Regions from separate parts of the Homo sapiens genome. Here region 1 is linked to region 2. Evidence: read pairs that join two places in POLR2A ChIA-PET (ENCODE). Cell type or tissue: CD4-positive, alpha-beta T cell. All regions are shown on one strand. Each heading gives the region's core, and the rest is flanking DNA. Links, peaks and the distances in the headings are about the cores only.

What was found. Peaks named below come from ENCODE experiments on the same cell type or tissue, not always from the same donor. Only the 100,000 strongest peaks of a DNase experiment are listed, where the experiment ranks them.
Region 1: POLR2A ChIA-PET joins it to region 2 with 6 read pairs; 16 of 35 experiments call an interaction of 5 or more read pairs at or near these places.

What each region holds. Positions count from the first base shown.
Region 1 is chr3:122,663,991-122,674,981 of GRCh38, reverse strand. No RefSeq gene overlaps it. Among named protein-coding and RNA genes, the nearest start is that of PARP14, 11 kb to the left of the region's middle. RefSeq lists enhancers at 5,654-5,703, 5,129-6,328. In CD4-positive, alpha-beta T cell, for the core only: no CTCF peak of the experiment used is centred there; no DNase peak of the experiment used is centred there.
Region 2 is chr3:122,567,421-122,578,411 of GRCh38, reverse strand. DTX3L (deltex E3 ubiquitin ligase 3L) reads right to left here. Exons shown (of 5, transcript NM_138287.3): 3 at 8,388-9,923; 4 at 7,740-7,957; 5 at 3,209-6,734. The coding sequence ends at 6,665. PARP15 (poly(ADP-ribose) polymerase family member 15) reads right to left here and starts at 762. Exons shown (of 12, transcript NM_001113523.3): 1 at 559-762. The coding sequence starts at 744. RefSeq lists a silencer at 406-455 and enhancers at 516-795, 2,330-2,379. In CD4-positive, alpha-beta T cell, for the core only: no CTCF peak of the experiment used is centred there; a DNase peak (open chromatin) is centred at 5,261; H3K27ac peaks cover 668 bases.

The sequences.
Region 1 (10,991 bases), core at 4,425-8,424, 96 kb before region 2:
CACTCATACCTGGCCCCTCAGCTACGATGGTTAGAATACAGAGCCTTCCTTTGATGTGATCTCTCGGGCAGGATAGCCTAGACTTTATGTGGCCCTGGCTTCACGGTGAGCAAAAATTTAAATTGCAAGGCTTCTTAATGCATGGGCTTTGAGGTCACATAACATTGCCTCCCCCATTTGATTGGTAAAAGCAAGTCACAGGGCTAGTTCATATTCATTCACATGGAAGGAGACTGATACGGTTTGGATTTGTGTCCCTGCCCAAATCTCATGTCGAATTGTAATCTCCAGTATTGGAGGAAGGGCCTAGTGGGAGGTGATTGGATCATGGGGGCTGATTTCCCCTTTGCTGTTTTTGTGACAGTGAGTGAGTTTTCATGAGATCTGATCGTTTAAAGGTGTGTAGCACTTCCCCCTTCTCTCTCTTCCTCCTGCTCTGGCCATGTGAAGACATGCCTGCTTGCTTCCCCTTTGCCTTCCACCGTGATTATAAGTTTCCTGAGGCCTCTGCAGACATGCTTCCTGTACAGCTGGCAGAATTGTAAGCCAATTAAACCACTTTTCTTTGTAAATTACCCAGTCTCAGGTATTTCTTTATAGCAATGGGAGAATGGACTAATACAGAGACTACACTGGGTATGAATACAGGAAATAGAAGTCATGGGGGCAGCATTTTGTAACAGTCTACCACAATAGTAACTGTACCATTTTACACTGCCACCAGCAATGTATGAGAGTACTTGTTTCCCTATAGCTTGCCAATAGAACATCTTATCATAAAAGTATTGATTATATTATATTTCATGGAAAAAAACAGACTGAAACTCACAAATTGATTTTACAACCCATTATTACAGTAGGATCTACAGTTCATAAAACAGTATAGTAACTCATTTAATTCTCACAACAAACTTATAAGACAATTAATATTATCTCCACTTTACTATGAGGAAACTGGTTAACAAGAGACGTGCCTAACCTAACTGGTTAACAAGAGATGTACCTAACTAAAGACACAGAAAATATCTTGGTTATCAAGAAAATATCAAGGTTAAATATCTTGCCCAAGGCCACACAGCTAGAGAATGGTCAAGCTAGGATACAAACCCAGGCTGTCTTGCCATAGAGTTCAACCTTATGCTATACTTTCATAGTGCATACTGCAATGCTCTGCTTGGATCCCTTCTTCAGAGTTATAAGCCCATTCCCTAGCTGCTGGAAATATTGGCTGCTGACAACTCATAGCAGCATCTCTCATTGGCCTTGCCTTTGCCTCACCTCTCCCACCTATAGCAGAGATTACTGTTGACTCTTACGTTTGAATCCAGGTCTACCTCAAGGCCAAGTTAGCCATATCATGTTTATATGGCCTGAATAACAAAGCTCTGGTAGTGACTGTATGGGAAAATAGAGACTTTCATACCTGGTAGATTATTTGTTAATTTTTCCTTGTAATATTGCCACTTTCTGCTTATCTTCAGATAAGCAAAATCTCAGATTTTGCTTAATTTGAAGCTATACAGTTTCAAGATTTTTATATTTTCTTTTAAGAGACAGGGTTTCGCTATGTTGCCCAGGCATGTCTTGAACGTCTGGGCTCAAGTGATCCTCCCACCTCAGCCTCCCAAAATGCTGAGATTACAGGCATGAGCCACCGCACCCAGCCTCCAGTTTCAAAATTTTTGTATCTTCCCAGTGAATTGTTCCTTTTTGTCATCAGTGAGTGTCATTCTTTCTGCTGTATTCTCATTGCCCTAATGTCCATTTTGTCTTATATTAACATTTCTATGACCACTTTACTAGATCTTGCCAAGTGGGGCAGATACTTCGAGTAGATTGATTACTTACTCTAAGATACTCTTTTTTTCCTTGCTAGGGGAATTTCAATTTTTTTTAGATACTAAGTAGCAAAGTGTTTAGCTAAAATAGATGTTCTTTTGACCCACACCTGACTGATGCTTGGGCTAAGCCAGTTTTAATAATCTAATTCCCTTCTAGTGGGATTGGTTTAGGGATGACCATGTGAGCCAGTTCTAGGCAGAAATATAAAGGGAAGTCCATTGTCTGCTCCTGGAAAACACTTTCTTCCTCCATAAATAGAGACATGTGAGAAGAAATCATTTTTCTCCTTCTTTTTTTTAAAAAAAAATGTTATCAAGTAGGATGTGACCAGCCATTTTGTAACTTTGAAGGCCAATCTCTCAGAAATCTACAAAATGCCTGGATATTTGATGGCACCATTGAGCTATAGAACCAACCTTAGAACACCTACCTCAAAATTTCTTGTGAAGTGAGTCAATATACATCCCTGTTATTTAAGCCTGTTTTAGTTAGTTATTCCGTTGCCTATTGCCAAAAGCATTCTCTCTGATACACCTGAAAAACTTTTTCATCCCTTTTCTGTCAAATTTTCTATGTCTTTAGTTTAGGTAAGTCTCTTGCTAACAGAATACGGCTGGATTATTTTAAATCCAATCTGTCTTTTAATTGGCAAACATAAATTTCTAGATATTATAAATGACTGGTATAGTTAGACTTATTCCCACTATTTTATTTGTGGGTTTTTAAATAAACTACCTTCTTCCTTGCTTATTTTTCTTCATTTCTTAGATTAGATTGATAGTTTGATATTATTAGATTGATATCAAATATTAGATTATAGTTTTTATTAGATTGATAGTTTTTCTTTATTCCCTTTTTCCTTCTCTATTTTGATTGAATTTCTGTATCTATTCTTTTGCGGAGTTTAGACTAAACAAAGTATAAAGCTAGTCAATACATCTCAAAAGACACAAAGACCTGAGAAAAACTTGCCCCCTATTTTGCTATCCTTTTGCTGTTGTTAACTGTTTTTTAACACTCCAAAATTAGTCTTTTCAGAATTAGTCAATATTTATTTAGCAATATGTTTAACAATTAACAATTATTTTGTTCTAAAGCACTCTTTTTTCTTCCTCATTCAATCTTCTTTTTCCTAAAGTAGATACTTATTATTTGCAGTTCTTTCTGTAAGAGCTCATGAATGATGAGCTTTCTCAATCTATTGGTCTGAAAATGTCTTTAATTTTAATAATTTTTATTTTGAAATAATTTTGACCTCACAGAAAAGTTGCAAGACTAGTATAGAGAATTTTTTATTTCCTGAACAATTTGAAAGTAAATAGCTGACATAATACCCCATCACCCTGAGTATGTTGGAATAGGACATCGCAAAATATGGCATGCTGCCAGTCAGAATGGCTATTAAGAAGTAAAAAAATAACAGATACTGGAGAGGTTACGGAGAAAAGGGAACACTTATACACTACTGGTGGGAATGTAAATTAGTTCAACCATTATGGAAAGCAGTGTGGTGATTACTCAAAGAGTCAACAGAACTACCATTTAACCCAGGAATCCCATTATTGGGGTATATCCCCAAAGGAATAGAAATCATTCTACCATAAAGACACATGCACGTATATGTTCATTGCAGCACTATTCACAATAGCAAAGATATGGAATTAACCTACATGTCCATCAATGACAGATTGGATAAGGAAAATATGGTACATATACACCATAGAATACTATGCAGCCATAAAAAAGAACAAGATATATATGTGTGTGTGTGTGTGTGTGTGTGTGTGTGTGTGTGTGTGTGTATGTGTGTGTATCATGCTGGCCAAATCCAGCATACTACTTGTTTATGTAAATAAAGTTTCATTACTTCCCTAACTTGAGCCTGGAATCACTCATTATTCCAATTAGTGCTGTGTTCATCGATTTTAAAGTGTTACTGTCTCAGGCTTTCTCAGTGGACAGTGCTAGGGAATACATGTGTACACACACAAGTGCATTTTTTATTTCTCTCTGTCTTTATATCTATATATCTATATACTTACAAAATGATGAGTTTATACTGATACCTCCAGTTCCAAGCCAACACTACAAAGTTCATTCTGGTTTTTTTCCTTTGCATATTTGTAACTCCTTTCTCCAATAGTGAGAAATCTGCCTTCCATTATCCCCAATATATTTACTTATTGGGTCAATCCCTTCTACATAACTGTGTTGGATTCGATATAACTGTGCAATATCCTGTGTTGGTTACATACCAATCTCCTGTTGCTACCACCATATCCCCATGCAGCCACCCTCCTCACATTGCTCAGGCATTCCTGGAACTAACCCAACTTGAACATAATGTTATATATAAACAATATATAAATAATATATATTATTATGTTATATGTAATATATATTATTTATAAATAATATATATTATGTTATATGTAATATATATTATATATAAATAATATATATTATGTTATATGTAATATATATTATATATAAATAATATATATTATTATGTTATATGTAATATATATTATATATAAATAATATATATTATTATGTTATATGTAATATATATTATATATAATATATATTATTATGTTATATGTAATATATATTATATATAATATATATTATTATGTTATATGTAATATATATTATATATAATATATATTATTATGTTATATGTAATATATATTATATATAAATAATATACATAATAAACATTATGTTTATGAATAAACATAAACGGAATAAACATTCCCTGGGAAAGGCTGACATTTTAAAGCATCTTTTAATGCCACTGAACGGAAGGCTGGTCAGTGGCTGGGAATAAGTGCCATCTGCTCAATCCATGTGTTTTCCACAGCCTAACCATGAACACCTTGAAGAAAGCAGTAGCGTCCTTCCTCCTTGCAGCCTCAAATTCAGAGTATTTGGACGTTGCATCTATCATCCGCCAAAAAGTGCAATCTTATGAGCTATTCCACGTACAATCAAGTAGTAGATATCTCAAAGCCCTTACATACAAAAAAAATTTGCTCTGAGGAAGAGATTTGGAAGATCTTTTCTGTTTCTAAAAATCGGTCATAAGCCTGAATTAAAATAAATTAAATCCCTATCCTACGTATCAACTTCTTCCCTAAATCCCATAATCTCTTAGTCATTTAAAGGCATGAATATGAAAGAAATTTCAGTATAAATGACTCCCTTTTTATAGTAGGCAATGTAGCTAACTTAAAACAATTTTTTTCATATACAGCAGGAGGTGAGAACATTATTCCAGTTATCTTTTCCTGCTTAACAATCCTCCCCCAAATTTAGTGGTATTATCCCTCAAGATTCTGGGGGTAGACTGGGCTAAACTAGACAATTCTTTCTCAAGAATTGAGAAAATTGTAATCAGACTGTGGCTGAGGCTGGAGGCATCTCGAAGCCTACTTACTCACACATCTGGTACCCAGCCTAGGATAACTCAAAAAACTGGGGGCTGGACCCTCTGGAGCTCCTCTGGTATCTCTATCAATATGTGGGCTCACCACATGGTTTCTCCAGCATGGTGGCTTCAGAGTAGGTGAACTTTCAACTTGGTGACTCAGCTCCTAAGGCATGTTGAGAGAGAGCAAGAGAGAGTCGAAAGCTCTATTACTTTTTATGACTTGGCCCTTAGAAGTTATAGTTTCACTTCTCAAGCATTCTATTGATTAGAAGTGAGTCATAGCCTGAACAACATAGCTAGACCCTGCCTAACAAAAAACATTTTTTAAAAATTAACTGAGCATGGTGGTGTGCACCTGTAGTCCTAGCTACTTAACAGGCTGAGGCAGGAGGATCACTTGAGGCCAGGAGTTCAAGGCTGCAGTGAGCTATGATGGCACCACTGCACTCGAGAGAGAGACCCCATCTCTAAAAAATGAAGTGAGTCACTAAGTCAAGTTCATAGTCAGGTAGAAGAGAAACAGATTCCACATCCTCACTGGAGGGGTGTTTAAGAATTTGCAGACATTTGCCTCTCTGTTCCGAGATGGCTGAATAGGAACAGCTACAGTCTGCAGCATCCAGCGTGATAAACACAGAAGATGGTGATTTCTGCATTTCCAGCTGAGGTACGTAGTTCATCTCACTGGGACTGGTTGGACAGTGGGTGCAGCCCACGGAGGGCGAGCCAAAGCAGGGTGGGGCATCACCTCACCAGGGAAGCACAAGGGGTTGGGGGATGTCCCTTTCATAGGCAAGGGAAGCCATGACAGACTGTACCTAGATAATCAGGATGCTGGCACCCAAATACTGTGCATTTCCAACGGTGTTAGCAAATGGAACACCAGGAGAGTATATCCCGCACCTGGCTCGACAGGTCCCATGCCCACAGAGCCTTGCTCACTGCTAGTGCAGAGACTGAGATCAACCTGCGAGGCAGCAGCCTAGCAGGGGGAGGGACGTCCATCATTGCTGAGGCTTGAGTAGGTAAACAAAATGGCCAGGAAGCTCAAACTGGGCAGAGCCCACCACAGCTCTGCAAGGCCTGCTGCCTCCGTAGACCCCACCTCCGGGCAGGGCATAGCTGAACAAAAGGCAGCAGAAACTTTTGCAGACTTAAACGTCCCTGTCTGACAGCTCTGAAGAGAGCAGTGCTTTTCCAAGCAGGTTGTTTGAGCTCTGAGAACGGACAGACTGCCTCTTCAAGTGGGTCCCTGACCCTCGTGTAGCCTAACTGGGAGACACCTCCCAGTATGGGCTGACTGACACCACATACAGGCGGGTGCCGTATGTAGAAAGTTAAAACTGGATCCCTTCCTTACACCTTATACAAAAGTTAATTCAAGATGGATTAAAGACTTAAATGTTAGACCTAAAACCATAAAAACCCTAGAAGAAAACCTAGGCAATACCATTCAGGACATAGGCATGGGCAAGGACTTCATGTCTAAAACACCAAAAGCAATGGCAACAAAAGCCAAAATAGACAAATGGGATCTAATTAAACTAAAGAACTTCTGCACAGCAAAAGAACCACTATCAGAATGAGCAGGCAACCTACAGAATGGGAGAAAATTTTTGTAATCTACCCATCTGACACAGGGCTAGTAACAAGAATCTACAAAGAACTCAAACAAATTTACAAGAAAAACACAAACAACCCCATCAAAAAGTGGCCAAAGATATGAACAGACACTTCTCAAAAGAAGACATTTATGCAGCCAACAGACAATTGAAAAAATGCTCATCATCACTGGTCATCAGAGAAACACAAATCAAAACCACAATGAGATACCATCTCACACCAGTTAGAATGGCAATCATTAAAAAGGCAAGAAACAACAGTTGCTGGAGAGGATGTGGAGAAATAGGAAAGCTTTTACACTTCTGGTGGGAGTGTAAATTAGTTCAACCATTGTGGAAGACAGTGTGGCGATTCCTCAAGGATCTAGAACTAGAAATACCATTTGACCCAGCGATCCCATTACTGTGTATATACCCAAAGGATTATAAATCATGCTACTATAAAGACACATGCACATGTGTGTTTATTGTGGCACTATTCACAATAGCAAAAACTTGGAACCAACCCAAATGTCCATCAATGATAGACTGGATTAAGAAAATGTGGCACATATATACCATGGAGTACTATGCAGCCATAAAAAAGGATGAGTTTATGTCCTTTTCAGGGACATGGATGAAGCTGGAAACCATCATTCTGAGCAAACTATCACAAGGACAGAAAACCAAACACCGCATGTTGTCACTCATAGGTGGGAATTGAACAATGAGAACACTTGGACACAGGGTGGGGAACATCACAAGTGGGGGCCTGTCGTGGGGTGGGGGGCAGGGGGAGGGATAGTATTAGGAGAACTATCTAATGTAAATGATGAGTTAATGGGTTCAGCAAACCAACATGGCACATGTATACCTATGTAACAAACCTGCATGTTGTGCACATGTACCCTAGAACTTAAAGTATAATAAAATAATAATAATAATAATAATAATTTGCAGACATTTTTCTTTTCATTTTTTATTTTTTTGAGACAGGGTCTCACTTTCTTGCCCAGGCTGGAGTGCAGTGACTCAATCATGGCTCACTGCAGCCACTACCTCCTGTGCTCAAGTAATCCTCCCATCTCAGCCCTGAGTAGCTGAGACTATAGGCACATGCCAGCACACTTGGTTAATTTTTAAATTTTTTTTATAAAGATGGAGTCTTGCTGTGTTGCCTAGGCTGGTCTTGAACTCCAGGGCTCAAGTGATCCTCCTGCTTCAGTGCAGACATTTTTTAAACCACATATACTCCAAGTCTTTTCCTTTGGATTTGAAAAGTGATTGCGCTTCCTTTGTTTTTTGGCAGGTGTTGCATCCTGGCCAAGTGATCTGAGTTTCCATACATATTCTAGAAAACAGTAGTTAATTACAAGAGCTAACATTTATTGAGGGCTTGCTAAATGTCAATCATTATTCTAAGTCCCTAAGTTCTCTATCCTGTTTGAATTGTATTTCACTTGATATCTAAATAAAATGTCCGAAATCCCCATTCAGTGCGCTGTGGAAAGGCCGAGAGCTCTCTGCAATATCTGTTTTCAGGGGCCTACATTTTTCCAGAGAAAGTGCGCAACTAAATCTGCTTCATGGCTCCTGCCTCTGTGGTCCTGTTTTCACACTGCTTCTACTCTAGAAATACTACCCCCATTTCTTACCCCCAAATTATCACTAACATACTTACTGAAAATTAATTACATCTCAATGTAGAAATCAACTCCCAGGTCAAAGTTCACACATAACTATTTCTAGGAATTAATTTATCAGGCAATTCCTGCCCAAACCATTTAACAGTTAACATGGAAAGGTCCTCTCCGACTCCCTCGCTTGAGATCAGAAGTCACAAGTTGGTGTCCACCAAACTGAAGCCTGCCTGAGACCTGCTTTTGAAAAATTCAAATTAGATGCTAACATTTTAAAAGTGAGTCTTCATATAAAACCTCAGATTTACAGCTTATTTGGGGAAAAACAAACAAACAAAAAAACAGATGGTTTGCCATCAGCTGCAACCAAGGGTCCTGGCTCCAGTTCAGTAAAATTTCCATTTGGCTCACTTTGCTCATTGGCATCCCAGCCCCTCTAGACATTTGGGTTTGCAATGCCTTGCCCTAAGATCCACCTCTTCTGATCACCCCCTTCCCCATGTTCCCAGGCCCCTACTGCTTCTCTTTAAGCCACCTATACAAACTCAAAATCCCTCACTTTATTATACTAAATAATTTAACTTTCTTTAAGTATCTTGCATACACATCTAGTTACCTAGCCCAGGTTTGACCGCAAACTTTTCCCTTAAAGAGCGAGAGAGTAAATAGTTTAGGTTATGTAGGCCATATGGTCTCTGTTGCAACTACTCAATTCTGCCATCCAAGACCAGAAGCAGCTGTTAGGGAAATATAATTAAAAGCCAAATCTCCTGCTGACCCGGAAAACCTCTACACAAGGCAGAAGAGAAAGAAAATAGTATATTATTGAATAAGCATTAAACCAGAATGTGATGCTTATCACAGGTAATCCACTAAAAAGATTTCAAAGATAGAAAGAAATCTCACCTTTTTACGTAGTCCAGTAGATACACCCCATTACACACATGTTCTCAGTTGATAACTAGCCCTCAAGTAAGAGGATTTGACAATACCATTTGTCACACATAGGTCATCCTAAACCACCCAGTAATTGGGATGGCCATCTGTGTTAGCTAATTGTCTTTATCCAAAGAAATAATAAAATTTCTCATAGTTCTATGACAAGTAGGTAGTTATGATTTGGAGCCAGATGCCAGCTGAAGTCAGGCTCCTGCCCTCCCGTGGAAACCGGGAGATGGGGCACCATCCTCCTTGATGATTACATTTCAAAGAGATGGCTCCCAGGTCCTTGAGAAAACACTCCTGGGTTGTAAAACTGGCAAGAGGCTTTAAAAAAAAAATGCCTTCAAAAGAGATTTTTATACATCTCAAAAAGGCAGAAAGAAAATTAACAATTACAAATTTTCAAAAATAAAAATGGGAGGAGAGTTTCCTCTTGTGCACCTGAGAGAATTAGATTTTTAATTTTGATTCATATTCACCCATATGCAGCCATAGAATGTACATAAACAAGTGAGTATGGCTGTACTTCAGTACAACTCTGTTATGGACACAGAAATTAAATTTCCTTTTTTTCTTTTCTTTTCTTTTTCTTTTTCTTTTTTCTTTTTTTTTTTTTTTGGTTTTTGGTTTTTGTTTTTTGAGGCAGAGTCTCACTCTGTCACCCAGGCTGGAGTACAGTGGCACCATCTTGGCTCACTGCAACCTCCGCCTCCCGGGTTCAAGAAATTCTCCTGTCTCAGCCTCCCAAGTAGCTGGGACCACAGGCTCATGCTACCACATCCAGCTAATTTTTGTATTTTTAGTAGAAATGGGGTTTTTGCCATGTTGGCCAGGCTGGTCTCATACTCCTGAACTCAGGCGATCTACCTGCCTCAGCCTCCCAAAGTGCTAGGATTACAGGTGTGAGCCACCACGCCTGGCCTGGCCTTTTATCTTTCTATCAGAATATAGATTCAACAAAGTCCCTATAACTAAACAGAAACACAGTCATCTGTCCATCTGTGCAGTTTAGGAAGGCAGCAAAAAACTGTATTTTTATAAGCCAATTCAGTGTCCTACAAAGACAATCTCATCATAGCAATATTAAAGTTTTTAAAAAATCTATTTTTTTAAGATCAGATTTTTTTGGAGGAAACAAAAAACTCACAACCCAAAGGATGGGATTTTACATCTCAGGACATCTCCCACATAATAAGTCTATAGATTATAAATCATTTTCAAATTTTACATGTATTTAGGAGAGGGACATTAATCAATCCCCATTTCTATTTTAACAGGGGGGCAAGGTAGGGGAGAGGGAAAAACAGTTTGGTATCTATTTGGAGGGAGAGTAGACATGAAGAGGGCAAACCCTAGCTTCTCATTATCTACAATCAATGTTTTTTTTTTCTTAAAAAAAAGCTTTCAATCTCTCTTTAAAAGCCTACTTCTTAGCTACTAGCCAGTCCACCCTAATTATTTAAATTCATTTGGTACACACTTTTGTTCACTGGGCAAATTATATTCATTATGCCCACTGCTGCAGCACGCATA
Region 2 (10,991 bases), core at 3,639-7,638:
CAATAACACACTCCAAATGTATTATAGATCTAAATGTAAAAAATACATCAGTTCAAGTACTAGAAGCAAGCATGAGTGAACTCTTCTATAACTTGGGTGTAGGGAAGAGTATGACTAAAAGTCATATATTAAAATATGACTAAAAGTCTAGACGTCATAAAATAAAAGACTGGTAAGTCTTGCCACACAAAATTTAAAATATTTGCATGGCAAAGAGAAACAAAAGCCCCCCATAAGCAAACTCAAAAAACAAAAAATAAATTGGGAGGACATATTCATAACACATATCACGAATAAAGGACTCATATCCTTTCAAACTTTATAAAGAACTTTTAAATTTTAAGGGAAAAAAAAAAAAAACCACCAGAAATGCTAAGGAAAAAGAAGCAGCACGCATCCCCCTCTTCCGGAACAGGGAAGTCAGTGTAGTCGGCGCCCCCTAGAAGAGAGGGTTGTGCGTGGCGTGGGGTCTCTGCGCCCGCTCGGGCTGCTGGGTCTTGCGGGCCCCAGGCTCAGCCCTGCTGTCCCCTTCCCGCACCCGTCCCCCGCGCTCCTCACCATACTCCGGGAGGAAGAGCGCCGGGAGGCCTTCCGCGCCCCACGGTTCCCGGCCGGCAGCACGCTCCCCGCCTCCCGATCTCGTCCGGCTCTGGAAGTAACACCTGCAACTCCGTGCATAAGTTCTCTGGGGGTCGGAGCCCCTGGACTCAGAGCAGCGGCAGGAAGGGGGCCTGGCGCAGCCATCCTCAGCTCGCTGGGACTGCAGTTGCGCCCCACCCAACAGGCTTGTGCCTCGAACTTCTTTTCTCTGAAAACCGCTTCCGTCAAAGATTGAGGCCTCGAGTTTGCGAACAGCTGCCTCAGGATTGTGTCGCCCTTTGGGACAGACGTTACTGCCAGACAAATCCTGGGTCAAAATCCTGAGGTCTGCAATTTTATTAGTTATGTAGCCTCAGTCAATAGCATCTGTACAGTGGGCACAGCCATAACTATTTCATGTTATTATAATGAAGATTAAATGAGATAAAGTCTGTAGAATGCCTGGCACATTAAAACACAGGAATCAGTATTCCTTTCCTTTTCTGTTGGGCATCCCACTCCTTTCCCCCCAATTCTCCCTACACACCCATATTTAGAAAAATACACTGGGTTCTCTCCTGTGCTCCCTAAGCCAGGGCTGGAGTCAGGTTCCCCTCTGGCCCAACAGGGCATTATTTAATTCAATCAACGCGTATTGAAGGCCTTTGATATGCCTGGCACTGTGTTAAGATTATAAAGATGAATTAGACACAGATCCCCTCTCTTTGGAGTGAGGGGTGAAGTAGGAGGTGGAGAAATAAAACATAGATTAATACTGTTACCTGGTGTATCACGAAAAGTCCTGGCAGTATACAGATGGTATACTCAAAATTAATAATTGAAGATAATTTAATAAAGAAATTATTTACACAGGTGTGGGCAAAGGGTTAAGGAAACCATTGAGAGATGGTGAAGTAGCCTCCTCCCCTTACCATCTAGGCTGAAGGGGCAAGGGAGGGGGCATCTCCTGAACTTGGTAAGAGCTATACCAAGTGCCAGCAGGTAGAACCCATGACTGCTTTCGGAAGACAGCCAGGGGAGTATAAGCATCCCAAGTACTCTCTCCGTGTGCCTTCCAATCTCGTGCTGGTACCTCCCACTGCAGAACCCAATGAGTAATCAGAGAATGGAGCTGATGTGGTACTTAGAGGTCAGCCCTCAGTACCACCTCCAAGGCAGAGAGCAGGGTAAAAGGTTTTGGTATCGTATTTGCATTGAGATACATATAAAGTATTAGGATAACAGAAATCAGTGGTTCGTTGTAATTTAGAGACAAGATTGGAGAAAAGTTTCTATAGTAGTGGCATTTCAGTAAGACCTTGCATGATGAGTAGGGGACTTTCTAAGAGGAAAATCAGGTGAAGAATGAGAATGAGGTGTGTCTCTCTCTCCCTCTCTCTCTTCAGAGTTCCCTTTTTCATCATCTGTCATGCAGAGAGCAGCGATGGGGGTGGATTACACAGAACAAAGATCACATGAATGAAAGCATAGACTGTGCTTTGGAAAATCTTGTAGTCTGGTGTGACTGAACCCTAGGGACTTGGTGGTGAGGAAGGAGCACAAAGTATGCAAAGTGGCATGAGCAATCGCTAACGGCCATGCTGCTGAGTTTAAACTCTATTTTCTAGGCCAGTGGATCTCTAAATGTAATTCCCAGACCAGCAACATCAGGTTCATTGTGAAGCAGTAACCAGGGTGATAACCCCTAGCACCGCGTTACATTACATCTTACTTTGCCTCACTTCTCTTTTTGTTTGTCCTTGGGCTTGGACCTCCAAAATTATTAATATCTTAATCTTTGCATCAAGCTCTATGTTTTAGATCTGATCAATAAAAATGACCCAATCGATAAAAAAGGAAATAGCACCTAACTTCTGTATGGAAATCAAACCAAAAACAGTACTAAACATTTTTTTTTTTTTTTGAGACAGAGTCTCGCTCTGTTGCCCAGGCTGGAGTGCAGTGGCCTGATCCCAGCCTACTGCAACCTCTGCCTCCTGGGTTCAAGCAATTCTCATGCCTCAGCCTCCGGAATAGCTGGGATTACAGATGTGTACCACCATGCCTGGATAATTTTTGTAAACACTAAACTATTACGGTAAGTGTAAGGAAGTCCAATAAAGATCTTATTTTTCTCCTAATGATTACTTTGATGCTATTTTCAGGGAAGCATCAAATATGTATTATTCTTTTATTTTATTTTTTCTTTGGAGAGAAGGGTGCCCCTGATCTAATAGTGCTCAATGACCTGTCTGGGTACTTCAGCACCAATGTTGGAGAGGTGAAACAGAACCTCAAGAAGCAAGGAGAGGGCAAATATAGTTTGATAGGGTATTGTATATACTCTCTCCAGGAGAGAAGAGATGATATCTGCAGCCTACTTTTATCTTTATAACCTATATGTTATAAGGAAAAAATACTGAGAAATGTGATTTTTACAGCCAAAAGTAACAGCAGTGAAGTCAAGAGTAGTTAAGTTGTACTGTGATCATATTTAGGAAGCAGCTACACACAAAATCAACCAAAGATCTCCATGCACATGTTATACAACTGTATGCTGTGTGTGTTGTAGGAAACACCCAGAATCTCAACCTAAAGGAAAAAAAAAGAAGCAAGGGAAAGAACACAATTTGTTCCAAATCTTTAACTTTATTTAAAGCAGATACAGATGATAACAGCTTCCAAAGAGTAAAAGCAGTAACCCAAATGCTCTGCAATCTCCCACACCATGAAACTTGCATGTCACACACAGTGCAATCTCCCATCCAGAATCCAGAACTTAGTAGAAACCAAACTTTTGCTTCTTTGGAACAAATTTAGCTAAAAGATGAACAGCTAGAAAATAACTATAATAGTAAAGAATTTAATGAATCACCAAAAACTAAATTTATAATCTGATTTTTTTTTAAAAACATGTATCATTTAGCTTAAGCTTCCTCAACTCTCTGGACAAAGAAAAAGATTCTGAGTTTTTAAGTTCTTCCAATAGGATTTCCTCTGGGGAAATTTGCTTTGAATACTGTGTGGGAATCCATTTCTGAGAGAAGCCCAGAATAAAGGGATCGCCTCAGGCTGCTCCATGGAGAAGTACCCTCATGGGAGACAGTACAGCTCTGGGGGGCAGAGCTATGGGGGCAGACTACCTGGTTCATACCCCAGCATTTCCACTTATTAACTGTGTGACCTTTGGCAAGTTGCTTATCCTCTCTGTGCACCAGTTTTCTCAGTTATAAAATGGGAATATGAACTGTATCAATCACACAGATGTAAAGCTGTTGTAAAGGGGACAAACTAAGGTAAGTACTCATTAAATATTAGCTATTATTATCTGATAAAAAAATTTGTACATGTGTGTATGTGTATCTTTGGGAAAAGAAGAAGACATCTTGTTTACTATTTTTTTGGAGAGAGGCTGGGACATGGATAATCACATAATTTGCTATTATTACTTTAATCTGACTTGAAGAACCGTTTAAAAATAAAATTTAGCATGTCATATATTCCTTATAGTAGGCTTATTTCACCTTTTTTCTGTCCAGAGAGAGTATCAGTGAGAAAGATTTTAAGGGTGAAAACATGAATTGGTGGGACTTAGTAAAGAGCTGAAAAACTACTACAATGTGGGCTACGGTTATTATAAAATGATAGAGATGGAAACTAGAGTAAGTTTATTTTGTCTGTTAAACCTGGAAGTGAGCTAGGCATGGTCACTCACGCCTGTAATCCCAACACTTTGGGAGCCCAAGACAGGAGGATCCCTTGAGTCCAGGAGTTCAAGACCAGTCTGGGCAACACAGGGACACCCCATCTCGACCAAAAAAAAAAAAAAAAGCCAGGCATGGTGGTGCACTTCTGTGGTCCCAGCCACTTGAGAGGCTGAGGTGGGAGGATCACTTGGCCCCAGGAGGTTGAGGCTGCAGTGAGTCGTCATTGTGCCACTGCACTCCAGCCTGGGGGACACAGTGAGACCCTGTCTCAAAACAACAACAACAAAAACAAAGCAAAACAAAACAAAAAACACTTGGAAGTGGGGTATACTCAAAAATATAAAATTATCTAGAGAAAAACAATGCTCAGAAATATATAGCATTACTGTGGCAGGGCAAGTGCACCCAATATGGCAGTTTACAAGGAGCAGAAAGCAAAGGCTCAAGTGAGGGGCCTGGTCAGAGTTCAGGCTCCAAGTGTTCTAGAATAAGAAACTCAAGTCAGGCACCGTGGCACATGCCTATAATCCCATCTACTCGAGAGGCCAAGGTTGGGGGATGGCTTGAGCCCAGGAGTTCAAGTCCAGTCTTGATGTCTTCCCTTGAGAGACAGGGCAATATAGTAAGGACTTGTCTCTTAAGGGAAAAAGCAATGAAAGAAAGAAGCTCAGTTTTCCAAATTAGTAGCAAGGACTCCAGAAATGGCTTCCTTACTCCTGCCTCTGCCAAAGATTTAGGAGGCAAATATCCCTCTGCTGGCTTACTAGCAACCTGAGTCAGGCAAACAATTTTATGAAACACTGCTACAGTTTAGTTTGTTTGACCTCCTCCAAATCTCATGTTGAAATTTGATCCTCAGTGTTGGAGGTGAAGCCTAACGGGAGGGGTCTGGGTCATGGGGGCAGATTCCCCCATGAATGGCTTGGTGCTGTTCTCATGGGAGTGACTCACTCTTAGTTCCTGAAGAACTGCTTGTTAAAAAGAGCCTGGCACCTCCCCGACACCTCTCTCTCTCACTTCCTCTCTGTCATTTGATTTCTGCACACACTGGCTGCCCTTTGCTATGAATGGAAGCAGCCTGAGGCTTTCACCGGATGCCCAACCTTCTAGCCAGCAAAATTGTGAGCCAAACAAACCTTTTTCTTTATCAATTACCCAGTCTCAGGTGTTCTTTTATAGCAACACAAACAGACTAAGACAGGCACCAACTATATACTAGGCTCTTGGTCATTAAAAATGATAGTCTTGTGTGGGTGTGGTGGCTCATGCCTGTAATTCCAGCACTTTGGGAGGCCAAGGCAGGAGGATCATTTGAGCTCAGGAGTTTGAAACCAGCCTGGCCAACATGGCAAAACCCCGTCTCTACTAAAAATACAAAAAATTAGCCGGGTGTGGAGGCACACACCTGTAATCCCAGCTACTCAGGAGGCTGAGGCAGGAGAATCGCTTGAACCCGGGAAGTGGAGGTTGCAGTGAGCCAAGATCACACCACTGCATTCCAGCCTGGGTGACAGAGTGAGACTCCATCTCAAATAATAATAATAATAGTCTTATTCCATTTATTACCAATGCTTGCCCAATCTCTACTCATGGCCACTTTTCTTACCATGAGTAAGAAAGCAGAATGTGGGTCTTTAATTTTTCACAACCAACCCTTTTTCCTCCCATTTACAATAGAATTTCACTTTCACAGGTAGAGATGAAGGGGAAAACACACAAAAAACCAAAGAACCACCCCAGAGATGGCAATGAAAAAGAGATCAATTGGCAGCCGAGAGTCCAACTGAAGGACACAGAAGATTATTTCGGACCCACCTCTAACCCCAGTGATGACACAAGAGGGATGACACCTTTGCAGCAGATTTTACACAGATTTGGGGGGCTTTTGTCTTCCATAAAAAGTATCACTCCAGGGCTGGGCGCGGTGGCTCACGCCTATAATCCCAACACTTTGGAAGGCTGAGGCGGGCGGATCACGAGGTCAGGAGATCGAGACCATCCTGGCTAACACAGTGAAACCCTGTCTCTACTAAAAATACAAAAACAAAAATTAGCCGGGCATGGTGGTGGGCGCCTGTAGTCCCAGCTACTCGGGAGGCTGAGGTAGGAGAATGGCATGAACCTGGGAGGCGGAGCTTGCAGTGAGCCGAGATCATGCCACTGCACTCCAGCGCGAGCGACAGAGCAGACTCCGTCTCAAAAAAAAAAGTATCACTCCAGAAATGACAGACTAGCAGATTGTTATTCTTATACAAACCATTTCTTGAGAAGAAAAATTTCAAAGTCCTTTCTACATAAGGATTTAGACTGGCATTAAATCAGCCTCCTAAAATATATTTTTTTGAAAGCTTGATTTAAGACATCTTCCAGCAGTTGTCTTACTCAATTCCTTTGGCTTTCAGCTCCTCTTTGACACGTTTCAGGTAAGAAGGATCAGGATAGCCATACCTGAAGAAACAAAAATTCCTTTAGTGTCACCACAAATTGTTCGGATATGTGCAATAGATATCCAGCATTTAAGGATTTAATTAATATCCAGTGTTGCAAACATTCACAAGTAATCCTGAAGGTGGATGACGTATCATGACTTTTAAATTCGCAGATGCGAGTCATTTCGCTAGCGAGTGAGCCTAGCTGTCTGGCCAGCATCTGCCTTTCAAGCTGGCTTCTACCCTGCCAACTACAAAGTATTAATATGATGTATTTATTACATTTCGCATCAAAGGGCAGGGGGTTTGAGAATCCAAGATGAATAGTAATACGTTGATTTACTTTGAGGCTTCATGTCTATGTTAATTCTTAAAATTTTTCAGTTTATGGTAAGTAGTGACTCTCCTAAAAATATAATAATATACTGTGTTTTAGGGGGGCATCGTAATCACATGCTAGTAGGATTTTCAAATTTAAGGTTTTGGAAAAGTCTCAGGGTATATATTTTTTCTTTAGTGCCAAGGGTCTGAGGAATCCTATTTGGGTTTCATAAAGAACAATTGGATTTCGTATAATACAGTTTCTACCAATAGTCTCCTCACAACTTAGACTTTTTCTAGAATATTATTGGCCAAGTGATTTCAGGTTCTCTGTGGACTGGTGGGGGAAGGGGTGAAAAAGAAAGGTGACCTTAAAAGGAAGCAAAGTGACATTCCGAGCATCTAGCCTTCAGATAGACACAACGCCTCAAATTAAATCAGCTTATATAGTATTCATCTCGGATTCAAAAGCCCCCTGTCCTTTGGTGCAAAATTTAAATAACTCCATAGTACTTTATAGCTGGCAGGGTAGAAGTTGATGGGGACCAATCTTTCTGTCTTTGAGATTACCATCCCCGATCAGCAGCTCTCAAAACACCAATTCCACTGCTATAGAGTCTACTTATATCCACATCCAGAAATTGCCGTATTTCATAATCCCTATACTCTGTTGAGCAGCCATTACATCCCAAAAGGATCTCACATTTCTGGTCCTCCAAACCGGGATGTTTTGTGGTGAATATCATTCCAAGTGATGACATCTGAGACTCCTAATACGCGAGAGTACCCCACTGTAAAAATCAGCTTTTGGTCAAAGGCCCTATAAAGCAGTTTCAAAACCTTCCTTCCTTCCTTATTATCAGGCAAGTATGCAGTTCGCTGTATTCCAGGGTATCTCTTTCCTGGGTTTGGGTGTTCTTCCTGTGTGAGAACAAGAAAATGTCATGTGAAAAGAGTGCCCTGTCTAATTTTTACTATAGGTATAGATGTGTTCATTTGTAGATAAAGCAAATCAAAAGCAAGAAAGGTATTGAAGTTATGCTCATATTCCCAATAACTCATATTTCTCCTCTTTCCTTGAATTCATGCTGGAAACACTGTCCACCTTCCTGATACCCCCATCTCAAGATATAATCTCCACCCACCCTTTCTCTGTCTTAAGAAATAGACACAAAAGGTATTTGAATTACCAGCAAACATTGTGACCTTTACCACTATTTCAGTCCCTTGCACATGACCCTGGAGATAATTCCTTGGGAAATCTATTGTCTAATAGGCAACAGGACAGTCTCTTTTGCCCTGGTAATCGTAGCATAGTGGCAAGAAACCCATGGACTTGAGAAATACTTACTGTTTGTATGCCTGCTTTCATAGAATAAGTAATCACAATGGTGCCAAAGGACTCATAACCTGGAAGTGAGTCTCTTGAAACAGTGAAAACCATGCTTCCCTCTGGCTGATTTCCTTTCTGAATACCATAGGAAGTCTGGCATGTGGGACAGATTGGCTTATATGACATGGCTTTGTTGATACAAGGGGCGCAGAATTCATGCTTGCACTTTGGTAGCACTTTTTTGTTACTAATGGTGTCCATACAGATGACACAGATGCCCTTTTCCTTCTTGTCCAGTTCTGAGGCCTCAGAACTCACAGAGCCCTTGAGTGGCGGAGAAGCTGCTTTGGAATCATCGCTATCAATGTCCATCGGTGTTTCATGACCCTCTTTCAATTTCTTTCCAGCCAATGAAGACATTCCTCCTCCTTTTAGAACATACTGCTTCGCCTTTGCAAGGTGATTTGGCAAACCAGTCAAAGTCATTGACTCTTGATTTAGCACAAAGTGTACATTTGGATGTCTTTTTCTAAAGTCATCAGCAAACTTGGTCTGATGTAAGTGCTTTCTCTCCTTGCCCAAAGACTTCAGTAAAAGAACTTCTCTCATCAACTGACATGAGGCATGTTGAAAGGCATCGATGAAACTTGCATAAGCATGCACAGATAGATCTACCTGCCTGTCCTTGGATTCAAACAGAATGCAGGTTTTCTGACCTTTCTCAGAAACCTTGCTGCAAATGTCATACCTTTTTTCGATCTCTGATATCTCCTGTAGTAATTCAGTTTCTAAAAGTTTATAGTGGGCACTATCAACCTCAATTACATTCATCATGTAATTGGCAGCAAATAGTTTCACAGGTATCTTGACAAAAGCTTCAGAGATTTTTTGTTTGGCAGCTGAAATGTCATCTTGGGTCCCAAGGAGAGTTAATTCGCCTCCTTTCTCCTTTATAAGGAGCTTTGTAAACTGGTGATTCAATTCCTGTTTGAATTTATTTGCCTGCTTACTGTCTGCTAAAGAGACACATTCTTGCTTCAGAGGTTCTGTGTTCTTCTGAAATTCACTAGCAAAAGACTCACGAGCTGCTTCCAGGTCACCTGATCGACTTGAGGTGAAATCTAAACAGACCATATTTGGAGAACTCTCCTGGATTTCAATGTTTACACCAAATCTTTTCTCTATTGAGTTGATTTTATCAGGACAGATATATTTAAAGTATTCAAAGTAAGGCAAGGGAACTTCAAAATAGTTGCTTTTTTGTTCTGCCTTGGTTTCTGGTTCAGAAGGAGAAATGCAGCTGTCCCTCTCCTGCTGACTGAGTGGCTTCCTCTCTGTCATTGAAGGGGAAAATTGTTGTTTCTGCTCACTTTCCAGGAACTGCTCACTCAAAAATTGATGTATTCTTTCAATGTCTTGGAAGTCACCACACACCTTCTCAATTCCATCGTGACCTTCCATTTTTCTGATACTAGGGCACAGTGTGGTTATGTATGCCCTCTGCTCTTTGGAGAACAGGTTACAGTTCAGGTCAGCTGTTACAGTAAGAAAGATCTGAAATTTTAAAAGGAACAGGAACAAATAAAACCTCTCAGCATGCAGGCCTACCATCTTCTCTTCAGGAGAATGCATAGAGACTAGAGAAACAACCACTACATCTTTCCCAAGTGGGGGCAACTTCTTTCAAATCCTATTTATTTATTTATTTATTTATTTATTTATTTATTTATTTCAAGATGGAGTTTCACTCTTGTTACCCAGGCTGGAGTGCAATGGCGCGATCTCAGCTCACTGCAACCTCCGCCTCCCGGGTTCAAGCAATTCTCCTGCCTCAGCCTCCTGAGTAGCTGGGATTATAGGCATGTGCCACCACGCCCGGCTAATTTTGTATCTTTAGTAGAGACGAGGTTTCTCCATGTTGGTCAGGCTAGCCTGGAACTCCTGACCTCAGGTGATCCACCCACCTCAGCCTCCCAAAGTGCTGGGATTACAGACATGTGCCACCGTGCCTGGTCTCAAATCCTTTTTAGAGGATACAGCACGCTACATCCCAGAGGTTCTCAGCCCTGTCTGCATATAAGACTCACCTGGCGAATTCAGGGAAAAACAAACCAGCCAAAGCCCAAGCACATCCCCAGAGATTCTGATGTTAACTAATCTGCAGTGGAGCCTGGGCATGAGCATTTCTAAAAGCTCCATGGCCAAGAGATCCGTGTTCTACAACTGCCACTAGCTGTTTGATCTTGGGAACAGCAGTCAAGGGAAGGCACCTGTGCTCTCTGGGCAAGTTGTTGTGGCCCTCACAAAAGTTTGTGAACTTGGAAGGGAGCCATAAAACTGAGGGCAATGGCTTTTCCTATTACTATTTTTTCTCTTCTTCACTCTTCCTCCTTTATTCTTGTTTCAACTAAACACTCGACTGCATGCAAAGTTGTGGACCCTTCTAAACCCTGGCCTTTAGAAGCTCAAATATAAGACACGCCAGGTTAAGATAAAAAGGACAGAGACCAATTGACTGTAATATAAAAGCAAAATTCCTAATGTTTTGTTCCTTCTCAAGGACTTTGCATGTTAAGATCCTTCCTCTAGATCTTCAAAATGTTTCCTGAATCCAGCCATTTC